Linked DNA regions of Homo sapiens: region 1 is linked to region 2. A link is a loop called in an ENCODE intact Hi-C map of the cell type or tissue named here. Cell type or tissue: breast epithelium. All regions are shown on one strand.

Evidence for each region. A loop is a pair of places that touch in the nucleus more often than their neighbours do. Peaks named below come from ENCODE experiments on the same cell type or tissue, not always from the same donor. Only the 100,000 strongest peaks of a DNase experiment are listed, where the experiment ranks them.
Region 1: a loop joins it to region 2, with 10 times the contacts of the local background. A loop is called at or near these places in 2 of 110 quality-filtered maps.

The regions. Positions count from the first base shown.
Region 1 is chr2:61,303,010-61,311,009 of GRCh38, forward strand. The region is part of intron 27 of USP34 (ubiquitin specific peptidase 34); the gene reads right to left. Among named protein-coding and RNA genes, the nearest start is that of SNORA70B, 110 kb to the right of the region's middle. In breast epithelium, no CTCF peak of the experiment used is centred here; no DNase peak of the experiment used is centred here.
Region 2 is chr2:61,483,874-61,491,873 of GRCh38, forward strand. It overlaps XPO1 (exportin 1), which reads right to left. Exons shown (of 25, transcript NM_003400.4): 17 at 6,769-6,903; 18 at 4,715-4,898; 19 at 4,292-4,398; 20 at 1,895-2,089; 21 at 64-232. USP34-DT (USP34 divergent transcript) reads left to right here. Exons shown (of 3, transcript NR_185882.1): 3 at 1-68. Among named protein-coding and RNA genes, the nearest start is that of USP34-DT, 17 kb to the left of the region's middle. In breast epithelium, no CTCF peak of the experiment used is centred here; no DNase peak of the experiment used is centred here.

The DNA of each region.
Region 1 (8,000 bases), 180 kb before region 2:
AGATGTTCGCTTATCTCCAAAAGTTTTATTCTCACATTTTACAAAGACCTCATATTATTGTAAGTTTTTTTTTTTGAGACGGAGTGTCACTCTGTCACCCAGGCTGGAGTGCAGTGGCTCAATCTCAGCTCACTGCAACCTCCGCCTCCTGGGTTCAAGCAATTCTCCAGTCTCGGCCTCCTGAATAGCTGGGACTACAGGCGTGCACCATCACACTTAACTAATTTTTGTATTTTTAGTAGAGACGGGTTTCTCCATGTTGGCCAGGCTGGTCTTGAACTCTTGACCTCCGGTGATCCGCCTGCCTCGGCCCCCCAAAGTGCTGGGATTACAGCCATGAGCCACCACGGCCCAGCCAGAATATCGTAACATCTTAAAATTGCTATTATATACTTGATTTAGTGTCCTATTCATCATGTTGCTCACAAATTATAACTGAATAATCTAATAGCGATACCATTTTATAGTGTATTTTACTTTATTCAAATCATTTTGTATTATACAAAACCAGAAGAAAAGTAAATGCTTATGAAGCAGCGTATTCATTAGGAAAAGCTTTGGCTACTGGATGGACAGAAATTCTGTATTAAACTTTTTTTTTTTTTGAGACAGAGTCTCGCTCTGTCGCCCACGCTGGAGTGCAGTGGCACAATCTCAGCTCACTGCAAGCTCCGCCTCCTGGGTTCACGCCATTCTCCTGCCTCAGCCTCCCAAGTAGCTGGGACTACAGGCGCCTGCCACCACGCCTGGCTCATTTTTTGTATTTTTAGTAGAGATGGGGTTTCACCATGTTAGCCAGGATGGTGTTATCTCCTGACCTCGTGATCTGCCCGCCTCGGCCTCCCAAAGTGCTGGGATTACAGTGTGAGCCATTAATACTTTGGTAGTTTTTTTGTTTTGTTTTGTTTTGAGGAGTCTCGCTCTGTCGCCCAGGCTGGAGTGCAATGGCATGATCTCGGCTCACTAACACCTCCACCTCCTGGGCTTAAGCGATTCTCATGCCTCAGCCTTCCAAGTAGCTGGGATTACGGGTGCACACCACCAGGCCCAGCTAATTTTTGTATTTTTAGTAGAGACAGGGTTTCGTCATGTTGGCCAGGCTGGTCTCGACCTCCTGACCGCAAATGATCCGCCTGCCTTGGCCTCAAAGCCTTGGGATTACAGGCATGAGCTACCACGCCTGGCAATATTTTGGTAGATTTTTATTAAATGTCTAACTTGATGAGACAATTAAATGTAATGATTGATATTTGCAATATTAAAACACTCTCAGTCATGATTAATTGCTACTCTAATAAAGCATGCATAACTTTGTTCCAAAAGAGAACTGCAATGACTAGCAATTTATTTAGCATACTGGCCTGTATTTGATATGAGATAGGCCAATATTCTATGTGTTAATGACAAGTGTTATGGTTTGAATATAAGTGTTCCCCAAATCTGTATGTCGAATCCTAATTACCAAGGTGATGATATTTGGAGGTGGGACCTTTTGGAGGTTATTAGATATCAGGCAGAGTCCTCCATCAATGGGAGTGGTGTCTCTACAAAAGAGGCTCAAAGGAGCTTGCTTGAGCCTTCTACCAAATGAAGACACAGCAATAAAGCACTATCTATGAGAAAGCTGTCACTTGACACTGAATCTGCTGGCACCTTGATCTTGGAATTCCCAGGTTCCAGACCATGAGAAATAAATTTCTTTTGTTTATAAGCTACCCCATTTATGGTAGTTTTATATAGCACGCTGGATGGACAATGACAACACATTAATGTTGACTATTATGGCTGAACTGGATTTTATAATACATTGAGCTGCTTTCTATCTTTTACTACTTTTGAGAAGATCTTTTTAACATAATAACTGCTTATTCTTTATCAGTTCTAAATAGAATTTCTACCTTTTAAAAAAAATAGCATTTCAAGACAAAATGAAATCTCAAAAAACTCTTGATTTATAATTGAATACTGAAAACACACGTCATTTTTCCCCTTTACAACTCCAATAAAATAAATTTTAAAAATTTTACAGACGTAGGACGGGTGTGGTGGCTCACGCCTGTAATCCCAGCACTTTGGGAGGCCGAGGTGGGCCGATCATGAGGTCAGGAGCTCGAGACCAGCCTGGCCAATATGATGAAACCCTGTTTCTACTAAAAATACAACAATTAGCCAGGCGTGGTGGAGTGCGCCTGTAGTCGCAGCTACTTGGGAGGCTGAGGCAGAAAAATTGCTTGACCCCAAAGGCGGAGGTTGCACTGAGCCGAGATTACGCCACTGCACTCCAGCCTGGGCAACAGTGCGAGACTCAAGAAAAAAAAAAATTTACAGACATAAACTGACAAGGAGAAAAAAAGAAGAGATCATACCAACAAAGTATGCAAGATGACCACAAAATAAACTTGTGATGAACAGCAAGCCCCGAAAAAAGATAAATCCCAAAATGATTTAGCATAAGAGTAAGATCAACATCTAACACTCACACACAAAAAAACAAAAGGAAGAAAGAAAAGGAACAGTGCCTTAGAAATCAGCAACACCTTAACCAATAGCATAGAAACATTATAGGCTCAGAAATTAAAAGGTTAAGGAGAGAAGAAAAAGAGAAAAAAATGAAGCACTATATAATTGCTAACCTTTTCTAAGTTTGATAAAAGTTATAATCTCACAGATCTAAGAAGGTAAACTAAACCCAGATCTCAAACAGAAAGAAAGGCAGACTCATAATCAAAATGCTGAAAATCACTGTTAAAGAAAAATCTTTATATCCTTTTTTTTTTCCCCGTCGTTGGCTGTAAAGGACAAAAGATAAGGAAAACCACCAATTCAGGTCACAAACTTTGCAAGCCAAATAATAACAGAACAACAATTTTAAAGTTCTAAAACAGAAGTGTCTGTTCATATCCTTTGCCCACTTTTTGATGGGGTTGTTTTTTTCTTGTAAATTTGAGTTCTTTGTAGATTCTGGATATTAGCCCTTTGTCAGATGAGCAGATTGCAAAAATTTCCTCCCATTCTGTAGGTTGCCTGTTCACTCTGATGGTAGTTTCTTTTGCTGTGCAGAAGCTCTTTAAATAGATCCCATTTGTCTATTTTGGCTTTGTTGCCATTGCTTTTGGTGTTTTGGACATGAAGTCCTTGCCCATGCCTATGTCCTGAATGGTATTGCCTAGGTTTTCTTCTAGGGTTTTTATGGTTTTAGGTCTTAAGTCTTTAATCCATCTTGAATTATTTTTTGTATAAGGTGTAAGGAAGGGATCCAGTTTCAGCTTCCTACATATGGCTAGCCAGTTTTCCCAGCATCATTTATTAAATAGGGAATCCTTTCCCCATTGCTTATTTTTGTCAGGTTTGTCAAAGAACAGATGGTTGTAGATGTGTGGTATTATTTCTGAGGGTTCTGTTCTGTTCCACTGGTCTATATCTCTGTTTTGGTACCAGTACCATGCTGTTTTGGTTACTATAGCCTTGTAGTATAGTTTGAAGTCAGGTAGCATGATGCCTCCAGCTTTGTTCTTTTGGCTTAGGATTGTCTTGGCAATGCGGGCCCTTTTTTGGTTTCATATGAACTTTAAAGTAGTCCAATTCTGTGAAGAAAGTCATTGGTAGCTTGAGGGGATGGCACTGCATCTATAAATTACCTTGGTCAGTATGGCCAGACACTTCTCAAAAGAAGACATTTATGCAGCCAAAAGACACATGAAAAAATGCTCATCATCACTGGCCATCAGAGAAATGCAAATCAAAACCACAATGAGATACCATCTCACACCAGTTAGAATGGCGATCATTAAAAAGTCAGGAAACAACAGCTGCTGGAGAGGATGTGGAGAAATAGGAACACTATTACCCAGTTGGTGGGACTGTAAACTAGTTCAACCATTGTGGAAGACAGTGTGGCGATTCCTCAGGGATCTAGAACTAGAAATACCATTTGACCCAGCCATCCCATTACTAGGTATATACCCAAAGGATTATAAATCATGCTGCTATAAAGACACATGCACACATATGTTTATTGTGGCACTATTCACAAGAGCAAAGACTTGGAACCAACCCAAATGTCCATCAATGATAGACTGGATTAAGAAAATGTGGCACATATACACCATGGAATACTATGCAGCCATAAAAAAGGATGAGTCCATGTCCTTTGTAGGGACATGGATGAAGCTGGAAACCATCATTCTCAGCAAACTATCACAAGGACAAAAATCCAAACACCGCATGTTCTCACTCATAGGTGGGAATTGAACAATGAGAACACTTGGACACAAGAAGGGGAACATCACACACCGGGGCCTGTCATGGGGTGGGGGGAGGGGGGAGGGATAGCATTAGGAGATATACCTAATGTAAATGACAAGTTAATGGGTGCAGGACACCAACGTGGTACGTGTATACATTTGTAACAAACCTGCGCGTTGTGCACATGTACCCTAGAACTTTAATTTAAAAAAAAAGAGTTTATGAGACTTGGATGTTAATAAGGACTCAATCTCATGATTTCCTTTTTAATAAATAAGAGTTTATAAGACTTGGATGTTAATTAAAAAAAAAAATAAAGTTCTGAAAGAGGATAAAAAACCTCATGACCTAGAATTTGATGTCCAGTGAAAATATCCATCAACAATGAAGGCAAAATAAACATTTTTAGAGAAACTTTTTTCTAGACAAAAAAAGCTTGAGAAAATTTGTCACCAGAAGACCGAGAGTACAAAGCTTTAAAGGAAGTTTATTAGAAAGAAGGGTCTGAAAAGGCCGGGCGCAGTGGGTCACCCCTGTAATCCAAGGACTTTGGACGGCCAAGGGGGGAGGATAGCTTGAGACCAGGAGTTAAATAACCAGCCTGGGCAACATGGCAAAACCCTGTCTCTACAAAAAATACAAAAATCAGCTGGGCATGATGGCCGGCACCTGTAGTCCCAGCTACTCCGGAGACTCAGGTGGCAGGATCACCTGAGAACGGGAGGTTAAGGCTGTGGTGAACTGTGATTATGCCACTTCACTCTAGCCTGGGTGACAGAGTGAGACCCTGTCTCAAAAAAATAAATAAATAAAAACAAAGTAACAGAAAGAAAGGGGGAAAAGAAACAAAATAGAAACTCAGATCTGTGCACAGGAATGAAAAGTGTCAGAAGTGCTAAATATGTGCTAAAAGAGAAAATGAAGAGATGGGACAAACAGAAAATATTTACATTGAATGCAAATAATCTAAACACTAAAATGTAGACACCAACAGAATGAACAAAAAAAGCAAAATTCAACAATTAAGAAAAATGTTAATCTCAAAAAGATTTCAACTTTAAAAATAGGCATATTTTTTCAGAGAAAAAAGAGCTCTTAGATATTAAAAGCATGACAGTAGAAATGAAAAACTCAGTAGAAAGACTGCAAAATAATGTTGAGAACATCTCTCAGGAACTTGAGTTAAAACTTAAAAAGAAAAAAGAAACATAGAAAAGATAAATTAGGAAGAGTCTTACAGGCAAAACATCTAGATAATGGATATGTTCCATAAGGAGAGAAAATGATAAAATACAATACAAGAAATCTATGAACCATTTCAAGAAAATTTCTCCAGACTGAAAAATATAATGTGCCAAACTGAAAGGGTCCAGTGCTAAATACCTAAACATGTAAATACTGAAGCACCCATCACAATCATTGATAAAAGACCTATACTCAGGCCCAGAACACTAAGAAAAAAGTGAAGACTGATTAATGTCTGTAAGAAAAAATACTACATGTTGGCTGGGCATGGTGGCTCATGTCTGTAATACCAGCACTTTGGGAGGCCTAAGTGGGCAGAAAGCTTGAGCTCAAGAGTTTGAGATGAGCCTAGGCAACATGGTGAAACCCTGTCTCTACTAAAAATACAAAAAATTACCCAGGGATGGTGGCACCCACCTGTAGCCCCAGCTACTCAGGAGGCTGAGGTGGGAGAATCACTTGAACATGGACGTTGCAGTAAGCCAAGATCCTGCCACTGCACTCCAGCCTGGGTGACAGAGGGAGACTATCTCAAAAACAACAACAACAACAACAACAACAACAAAAGATACACTGCATGTAAAAAGTATCGGAATTCAGAATTCAACAGCAATGATGAAAGCAAGAAACAATGGAGAAGTACCTCTAAAATTGTGCAACAAAATTATTTCCAACTTAGAATTCTTTACCCAGCTAATTTATCATTTGGGTATGAAAACATGAGATACATGTTTAATGATGCAAGGAATAAAAAACATTCCTCTGTCAGTTTTCTCACAAGAAACCACTGAATAGAACACTCCCTGTACTCCAGAAACACACACACAAAGACAACCAATAACGAGAAAGGTATGGATCATGGAAACAGAATATCCAACACAGGAGAGAAGAGAATTACCAGAAGGATGATAAAAGATATCACACAATCACTGCTGTGCACCAAATTTGAGGACAATTAGTAAGATCAGTGTGACTTTGGAAAAATGCATTGAGGGTTATCATGACCAAGACCCCTGCTGCCACTGTACTATCTTCTCTATGTTACAAAAGAATGGACGACGAATCTGGCCCAGATTCTTATTTGTACTTGGATTGTCTTTACCAAGTGCTAGTGAGATTCCTGCTCTCACCTCCATGTCCTACTGCTTGAATCAGTAGAGGACATCCATTTCATCCTAAAGAAGAAATTCTGCTTTGATCTACTCCTGAGAGTTATGGTAGATCATGAAGAGCTTAGAAAAAGAAAATACAAATTCTATGAAGATACTACTGTTGGATATTCCAGTATTTTTATCAACATTTTAGCAATAGGATGTGTCTTAACTGCGCTGATACATACACTTGAGAACCTTCCCACTGATATCCCCAAATTAGGCTGTATACATCTGTAGGGAAGGTTTATAACTTGTCATCTTCTGCAATCCTTTATCTAATAGTAGCTACATGTCCCTTTTTCTTTATCCACTAGGTTTGTGGTTGCCAAACTGTTTCACAAAACTAAATAAAAACATACATGGAGGTAAGACTATAAAGAACACTAAAAAAACAAATTCAAAAATCAAGACAGTGTTAAGGAGAAGTGGAAATGATGTTATTGGGTAGGACACAATACTAGCTTCTACTAGTGTTCTAGTTCTTAATCTGGATGGTAGGTACGTGGATTTTCACTTTATTATTTTCATACACTCTACGCACAATATATTTCAACCTAACCAAAGCAGATACATTTGGATCCAGAAATTCCATAATGAGGTATTTATCCAACATACATGAAATAATGTAGAGACAAAGATATTCTCTGTCACATTGTTTGTAATAGCAAAATAATGAAAACAATCTAAATGTCCATTAATAGAGAACAAGAAAAATGAATCAAGTTATTACTATATAGTGAACTATGCAGATCTCAAAAAGAATGAGGTAACTTTCTACATGAACTAACATGAAATGTTTTCTAAGATAATGATATGCCCTACAAGCAAACAGAACAGTAAAAATAGAATTCTACCATTTGTGCTTTAAATATATATATACATATACATCTATATAGCACATATATATGTATATATATTCTTACATTATATCTTGGTATCTCTGGAAAGAGATAAGAAACATATATATTAAATATCAGATATATACCTATAAAAGATATCAGAAATATATATATACACATATACATATACATATATATATATTAGGCCTACATGAAAAATTTCTTAAGATACTTTTGGTAGGCAAGGAGAGATGCACAGGTGAGACACGAAGGTGTGTTATTTTTATATTCTCAGAAAAAATGGAAATGTAATACATGAAAAAAACTATTGGGTTAAAGTGGATGAGTAGTATATGGAAATTTAAAGTTATCAAAAATTCCCAAATTGCTTATGAAATAAATTTCAAGAAGTTTTTTATGGTCACATCAAAAGTCTAAAATAGAATTTTTTGAGAAACAAATGAAGAATTTTTTGCAAATAGCATCTGAAGCAACTCTCAGCATCTTCTTACCTAAG
Region 2 (8,000 bases):
AATTAACTATATTTGTATTTTTGGATTGGCAGGCAAATGAATAAAAGAACATCTTTTATTTACCCGTATCTGCGACATTCCTCATAGTATGTTTGAAAGCCCAAATGATGGAATCCAAAACAAGTTTAAACTGTGTAGGTGGAATAGCAAGGAATGCTGGGAAACAATGAGAATTGACAGCCTGAAGTAGTAAGAAAAAGTTCGTTCTATGTTCAGGATATTCTTCAAAGTCCTAAAAATAAGTGGTGGAAACAAAATAATGTTTCAGTGTCTTTGTTGTGCTAGACAGGAGGGGAAAAGCAAGGCTTAATCCAGTATAAATATTTGGAGTTTTCAATAAACCACAGAAGATAGAATGCCTCCTGAAAGGTAAACCCAAGTAAAATACAATCCACCTCTCACGGAAAATGAAACTGTCCCGTTACGCACATGAGTTATCAAATTGAAGGAGAAAGACAACCTTTTTAATAGAGAACTCATCTAAACCATTATTACCATAAGACTACTACTATCACTTTTGTTTTTAATTTGAAATCACCACTACAGATTACAAAAAAATTTAAGTTACCGTGTAAATGTGTCCACTTAACGTATCTTTTATCTCTTTTTTCTTTTTAAACAGTCTCACTCTGTCACCCAGGCTGTAGTGCAGTGGCGCAATCTCAGCTGACTGCAACCTCCGCCTCCTGGGTTCAAGAGATTCTCCTGCCTCAGCCTCCCGAGTAGCTGGGACTACAGGCATGCGGCACCATGCCCAGCTAATTTTTTTTCTTTAGACAGAGTCTTGCTCTGTCACCCAGGCTGGAGTGCGTGGCGCGATCTTGGCTCACTGCAAGCTCCGCCTCCCGGGTTCATGCCATTCTCCTGCCTCAGCCTCTCCGAGTAGCTGGGACTACAGGCGCCCACCACCACACCCGGATAATTTTTTGTATTTTTAGTAGAGACAGGGTTTCACCATGGTCTCCATCTCCTGACCTCGTGATCTGCCCACCTCGGCCTCCCAAAGTGCTGGGATTACAAGCGTGAGCCACGGCACCCAGCCTAATCTTTGAGTAGAGATGGGGTTTCACCATGTTGGTCAGGCTGGTCTTGAAATCCTGACCTCAGGTGATCCACCGGCCTCGGCCTCTCAAAGTGTTGGGATTACAGGTGTTGAGCCACCACGCCTGGCCATTTTTGTATTTTTAATAGAGATGGGGTTTTGCCACGTTAGGCAGGCTGGTCTTGAACTCCCGACCTCAGGTCATCCGCCCGCCTTGGCCTTCTGAAGTGCTGGGATTACAGGTGTAAGCCACCATGGCCAGCCTATTTTCTCTTGTTAACACATTTTTCAGTTTCTTATAAGCATATACTACACTTTTATAATTGAAACATGCAGACTTACTTTCTCATTTATTCAAACCAATTAATACAACTACGTTCATAAAAGGATGCCCCGACCTATGAGGTTTCAATAAATGCTACATACCATGTGAATGCTAAAATCTGTTTTCCATATTTACTTTTTACCAATCAAGATTCTGTGTAGTAAATTCTTCTTCTTGGAGTGCAGTGGCGCAATCTCAGCTCACTGCCATCTTGAACTCCCAGGCTCAAGTGACCCCCCCCCCCACTTCAGCCTTTCGAGTAGTTGGGACTACCGGCACATGCCACCATGACTGGTTACTTTTTGAACTTTTTGTAGAGATGAAGTCTCACTATATTGCCCAGGTTGGTTTCAAACTCCTGGGAAGTAAGTTCTTGAAAACCAAGAAAGTATTTCCCTAATATACAAGTTTAAATATTTAAACTCCATGGCATTAAAATTATGTTATATCCACAGACATACTTTAGCTTTCAAGAATTAAGGCTATCCTGCAGAATTTCCCCCTTACATAACTGAAATATTACACACCTTATTTATCATATTCAATGTGCATTCAAAAACAGCATCAAATATTTGAGGTATTTCAGCTGTTATATGTCCCCCTAACTTGTTGACAATTATGGCCATAGTACTAAGCACTTCTGGTTCTCTAGCAGCTGGGACATTTCTCTGATAATCAATGAGAACTGCATCCAACAGAGGGGGAACAAAATTTTCAGCGACCTGTTGGGGAGGGAAAAAAAAGTTATGTTTTAATTTAGGTACATGGTGACTATTTTAAACAACAAGGTTATTCCTGTCTATGAGATGTAGCATGATCATCTACTGAAAACAGGAAAATCTTGTGTTTGTATTAGGGTTTCCTACGTCAAAACAGTTTTTAGCAAAAGAAAGCAGGAAATCACAATGGGTTGGGAAGTCTCATGGACACACTGTCATTCAAGACTTTTTTTTTTTGAGACAGTCTCACTGTCACTCAGACCAGAGTGCAGTGGCAAATCTCTGCTCACTGCAACCTCCACCTCCCAGGTTCAAGCAATTCTTGTGCCTCAGTCTCCTGAGTAGCTGGGACTATAGGTATAGCACCATGCCCAGCTACAAAACTCTCACAATAAGAAAAGTGAGGCTCAAAATTCAGTGGGTGTCTCCAACTTAGGTGGCAGAATCAGGATTCTACGTATACTGTATATGTAAGATGGCAGCAAGCGAGCCCTCAATACTGTCTTTTTATTTTTGAGACGGAGTCTTGCTCTGTCGCCCAGGCTGGAGTGCAGTGGTGCCATCTTGGCTCACTGCAAGCTCCGCCTCCAGGTTCACGCCATTCTCCTGCCTCAGCCTATCGAGTAGCTGGGAGTACAGGCACCTGCCACCACGCCCAGCTAATTTTTTATATTTTTAGTAGAGACGGGGTGTTTCACCGTGTTAGCCAGGATGGTCTTGATTTCCTGACCTCGTGATCCACCCAACTCAGACTAATGTTTTAATCTAATGAATGCTAACTGGTGAGTATTTTCACAAGCAGAAATAACATCAATCAATTACTCTCAGAAAATAAGAAAGACTATGGATTTCTATTATTTTTTTGAAACTGAATCTTGCCATGTTGCCTAAACTGGACTTGAGCTGGGGTGATTCGCCTGCCTTACCCTCCCTGGTGGTTGGGATTACAGGTGCATGCTACAATGCCCAGTAAGATTTTCATGATTCTAAGTAAACTGAGTTATACTTAAAGAGTAACTTCTTGTTCTTTTTTTTTTTTTGAGACGAAGTTTCCCACTTGTGGCCCAGACTGGGGTGCAATGGCGCAATCTTGGCTCACTGTCACCTCCACCTCTGGGGTTCAAGTGATTCTCCTGCCTCAGCCTCCTGACTTCAAGTGATCCACCCGCCTCGGCCTCCCAAAGTGCTGGGATTACAGGCATGAGCCACCGTGAAAAGCCAAGACAAGGAAAATAAACACAATGTTTCATGTGAACAAATATCCCAAACTTTAACATTAATGTTACAAAAGATGATACCCTTTGTATTATTCCCACTGTGCTCCCGACACGTGCTCAAGCTTCTTGTAAATTACAAACATCACAATTCCTTCAATACATCTTACTTTCTGCTTTCAAATTTTAAATACAGTTCTGTTCACATAATACGCATGTTCAGAACCTTTCGATATTTAGGTTAGCCAACTTAAGTATTCCACAAGAATTATATTCAGAACAAGTTTACTGAAAAGTATTTCCTTAACAAGAAACAATACTGAAATTTCAAAACTATGAAAATAACTAGCACACTTGTAAAAAAAAAAACCAAAAAACAAAAAACCAACACTATTCCAAGTAATAGTAGTATTAGAATTTTTTGGACTCTCCCAAGGCTCAATTGAATAACAAGAATGAAACGATACAGTTAAAACCTAAAACTAATTCACAATTTTACAAGTTGAGGCATACGCAGCTGGTTTTTATTACTGAAAATGATTTCCTTTTCTGCAAATCATTTAGGAAAAAGGGTGTAAAAAAGACTTTCAGGCCTTTAATCTGGGAAGCAATCACTTTGCTAAAGAGGTAAAGTAATGACAACTTTGTAGCTCTAGCAATTGTTCTAAAAATCAAGAGGAATGCAAAAACTGCACCGGTACTCCATTAATTAAATCCTCCTAACCTATCTATGGAAACATAAAATGACCCAATTTTCTTAGCTATCTTGTTACATATCACCACCCTTCGCTACTGATTAACAGCAGTTTCTTTTGAAGATGGAATACAGCTATTAGTATATTAACGTAAGGACTACAATAAATAAAATGCCATAAAATAACCACAAAGTTGATATGCTTTAAATTAGCAAAATGCACATAATAGAGTATAGCATATTCCATAAAACACAGCATCAACACTAGAAATCAAAAGCAAAGCATCTCTCACTTACCATCTGTGGATCATTGGATCGGCTCACCCAACCAGATATTAACTTTAAAGTTTCCCTTTTTACAGTTCGCATACTTCTAATCAATGGTTGCTTTGTAACCATTTCACCTACAAAACAGAATCAAATGGAATCTAATTTTACCACTAAACTTATACAGTGGTACTCAGGTGTACATTAGATGCAATTCCATTTTACCATTAAAAAGTTTAAAGCCAAAAGTTCACAAAATTTATTGGGAAAATAAGCTTTAAGACTAATTTTAAAAGGGAAAGGTACACTTAACTGTTTTAAATATGTCTAGGGTCATTTGGGAAATGGGAGGTCTGATTTAAATCTGTAAAAAACATCAAATGTTTGACTTAAGGCAGTAGAAGAGAAGTGGTTTGTTTATACTGCATTGTGTAAGAAATCAGAATCACCTACCATTAGCTTGGATAGCTGCAGAAATATTTTCACTGAGGCACTTGTATACATTAAGCATATCTAAATAAATTCTTCCAAGCTGAATTACAAAGGGGTGTCCAACAGCTTTGCAGGCTCTCACATTTGTTTTCAAAATGCTACCAAGCTGCTTGACTGTTTCAGGATCTTTCAGTATATCCACATTCTTGGAGGAAAAAAAGCAAATTCCATTTATCATATAAGAATTATCCACGGCTGGGAACAGTGGCTCACGCCTGTAATCCCAGCACTCTGAGAGGCCGAGGCGGGCGGATGATGAGTTCAGGAGATCGGGACCATCCTGGATAACACGGTGAAACCCCGTCTCTACTAAAAATACAAAAAAAATAGCCAGGCGTGGTGGCAGCCGCCTGTAGTCCCACCTACTCGGGAGGTTGAGGCAGGAGAACGGCGTGAACGCTAGAGATGGAGTTTGCAGTGAGCCGAGATCGCACCACTGCACTCCAGCCTGGGCGAAAGAGCAAGACTCCGTCTCAAAAAAAAAAAAAGAATTATCCATCATAATGGCCAGGCGAGGTGGCTCACACCTATAATCCCAGCACTTTGGGAGGCTGAGTCGGGTGCATCACCTGAGGTCGGGAGTTCAAGACCAGCCTGACCAACATGGAGAAACCCTGTCTCTACTAAAAATACAAAATTAGCCAGGCACAATGGTGCTTGCTTGTAATCCCAGCCACTTGGGAGGCTGAGGCAGGAGAACTGCTTGAGCTCGGGAGGCAGAGGTTGCAGTGAGCCGAGATCACGCCATTGCACTCCAGCCCGGGCACCAAGAGTGAAACTCCATCTCAAAAAAAAAAAAAATCCACATAATTACCAAAGCAAAAGCCATTACGCTTCCCTTACCCTAAACCATATTTATAATCCCAAATGGTAAAAACGAACACAAACGCCTTTTTGTCTACATCTACTTAAGAATGAAGTAATATAGTTCTATTTTTTTTTTTTTGGGACGGAGTCTCGTTCTGTTGCCCAGGCTAGAGTGCAGCGGCGTGATCTCGGCTCACTGCAAGCTCTGCCTCCCAGGTTCACGCCATTCTCCTGCCTCAGCCTCCTGAGTAGCTGGGACTTACAGGCGCCCGCCGCCACACTCAGCTAATTTTTGTATTTTTAGTAGAGACAGGGTTTCACTGCGTTAGCCATGATGGTCTCGATCCCCTGACCTGGTGATCCGCCTGCCTCGGCCTCCCAAAGTGCTGGGATTACAGGCATGAGCCACCACACCCAGCCTATTCCTATTTTAATATCAAATGAGAATGGAAATTACAGTATTTTTTTTTTTTTTTGAGACAGAGTCTTCCTCTGTCACCAGGCTGGAGTGCAGTGGCATGCTCTTGACTCACTGCAAGCTCCGCCTCCTGGGTTCAAGCCATTCTCCTGGCTCAGCCTCCCGAGTAGCTGGGATTACAGGCGCCCACCACCATGCCTGGCTAATTTTTGTATTTTTAGTAGAGACGGGGTTTCACCACGTTGGCCAGGATGGTCTCAATCTCCTGACCTAGTGATCCACCCGTCTCGGTCTCCCAAAGTGCTGGGATTACAGGCGTGAGCCACCGAGCCCGGCCCAGATTTTTCATTTATTTTTTTTTTTTTGAGACAGAGTCTTGCTCTGTCGTCTCGGCTAGAGAACAGTAGCTCAATCTCGGCTCACTGCAACCTCTGCCTCTTGGGTTCAAGTGATTCTCCTGCCTAAGCCTCCTCAGTAGCTGGGATTACAGGCATGTGCAACCACGCCCAGCTAATTTTTGTATTTTTAGTAGAGACGGGGTTTTGCCATGTTGGCCAGGCTGATCTCGAACTTCTGGCCTCAGGTGATCCGCCCGCCTCGGCCTTCCAATGTGCCAGGATTACAGGCGTGAGCCACCACACCTCGCCCAGATAATAAATTATAGAAAGACACACATAAAAGCACTTATGGATCACACATACATGTTAAAAGGCTTGAATTCAATACATTTGTAAAGAACACGTCTTGTTAAATCCCATGAAAACTTTTAAGAAAAGGTAGAAATACTTACTTTGGTTGCCTGCTGGATTATACTATCCCACACTTGATTAGGGAGTAACATGTACTTTTCTATCAAGTGTTCTTGTACTGTTTGATCTGTTTGTGCACCAATCATGTACCCCACAGCTTCATAAAACGTATGAACCTATTTTAAAAAGCAGACATTTTAACGTTTATGTTATACACCCTAATAAGGAAAACCACACACAAGCAATTCACAAACGTCTTGAAACTGATTTTGGCCCAGGTGCAGTGGATCACTCCTGTAATCCCAATACTTTGAGAAGCCAAGGCAGGCCAATCACTTGTGGTCAGGAGTTGCAGACCAGCCTGACCAACGTGGTGAAACCCCATCTCTTCTACAAATACAAAGAAATTAGCCAAGCGTGGTGGCAGGTGCCTATAATTCCAGTTACTTGGGAGGTTTGAATTGCTTGAACCTGGGAGGCAGAGGTTGCAGTGAGCCGAGATTGCAATACTGCACTCGAGCCTGGGTGACAGAGGAAGACTCCACCTCAAAAAACAAACAAACAAACAACCCAAACTGGCCAGGCATGGTGGTGGCTCACGCCTGTAATCCCAGCACTTTGGGAGGCCGAGGCGGGCGGATCATGAGGTCAGGAGTTGGAGATGAGCCTGACCAACATGGAGAAACCCCGTCTCTACTAAAAATAAAAAAATTAGCTGGGCGTGGTGGCAAGCACCTGTTAATCATAGCCACTGAGGAAGAGAATCGTTTGACCCCAGGAGGCAAGGCTGCAGTGAGCCGAGATTGCGCCACTGCACTCCAGCATGGACGACAGAGTGAAACTCCATCTCAAAAAACAAACACACACACACACACACACACACACACACACACACACCCCAAAACAAAACAAAACAAAAAACACCTGATTTTGTTTGTTCGGAATAATTTTACATAGGACAACAGCCTAACAATCTTCTGGTCAAGAATCTGTCTCACTATGAAAATTTAACCAGGCTGGGCGTGGTGGCTCACACATATAAAATCATTTTGGGAGGCTGAGGCAAGCGTATCGCTTGAAGCTAGGAGTTCAAGACCAGCCTGGGCCACTTGGCAAAACCCCATCTCTACCAAGGGGGGGAAAAAGGTTAGCTGAGTGTGATGGCAGTGCATGCCTGTAGTCCCAGCTACCCACGAGGCCAAGGTGGGAGGATCACCTGAGCCTGGGAGTTCAAGGCTGCAGTGAGCCGTAATTGTGCCACTGCACTCAAGCC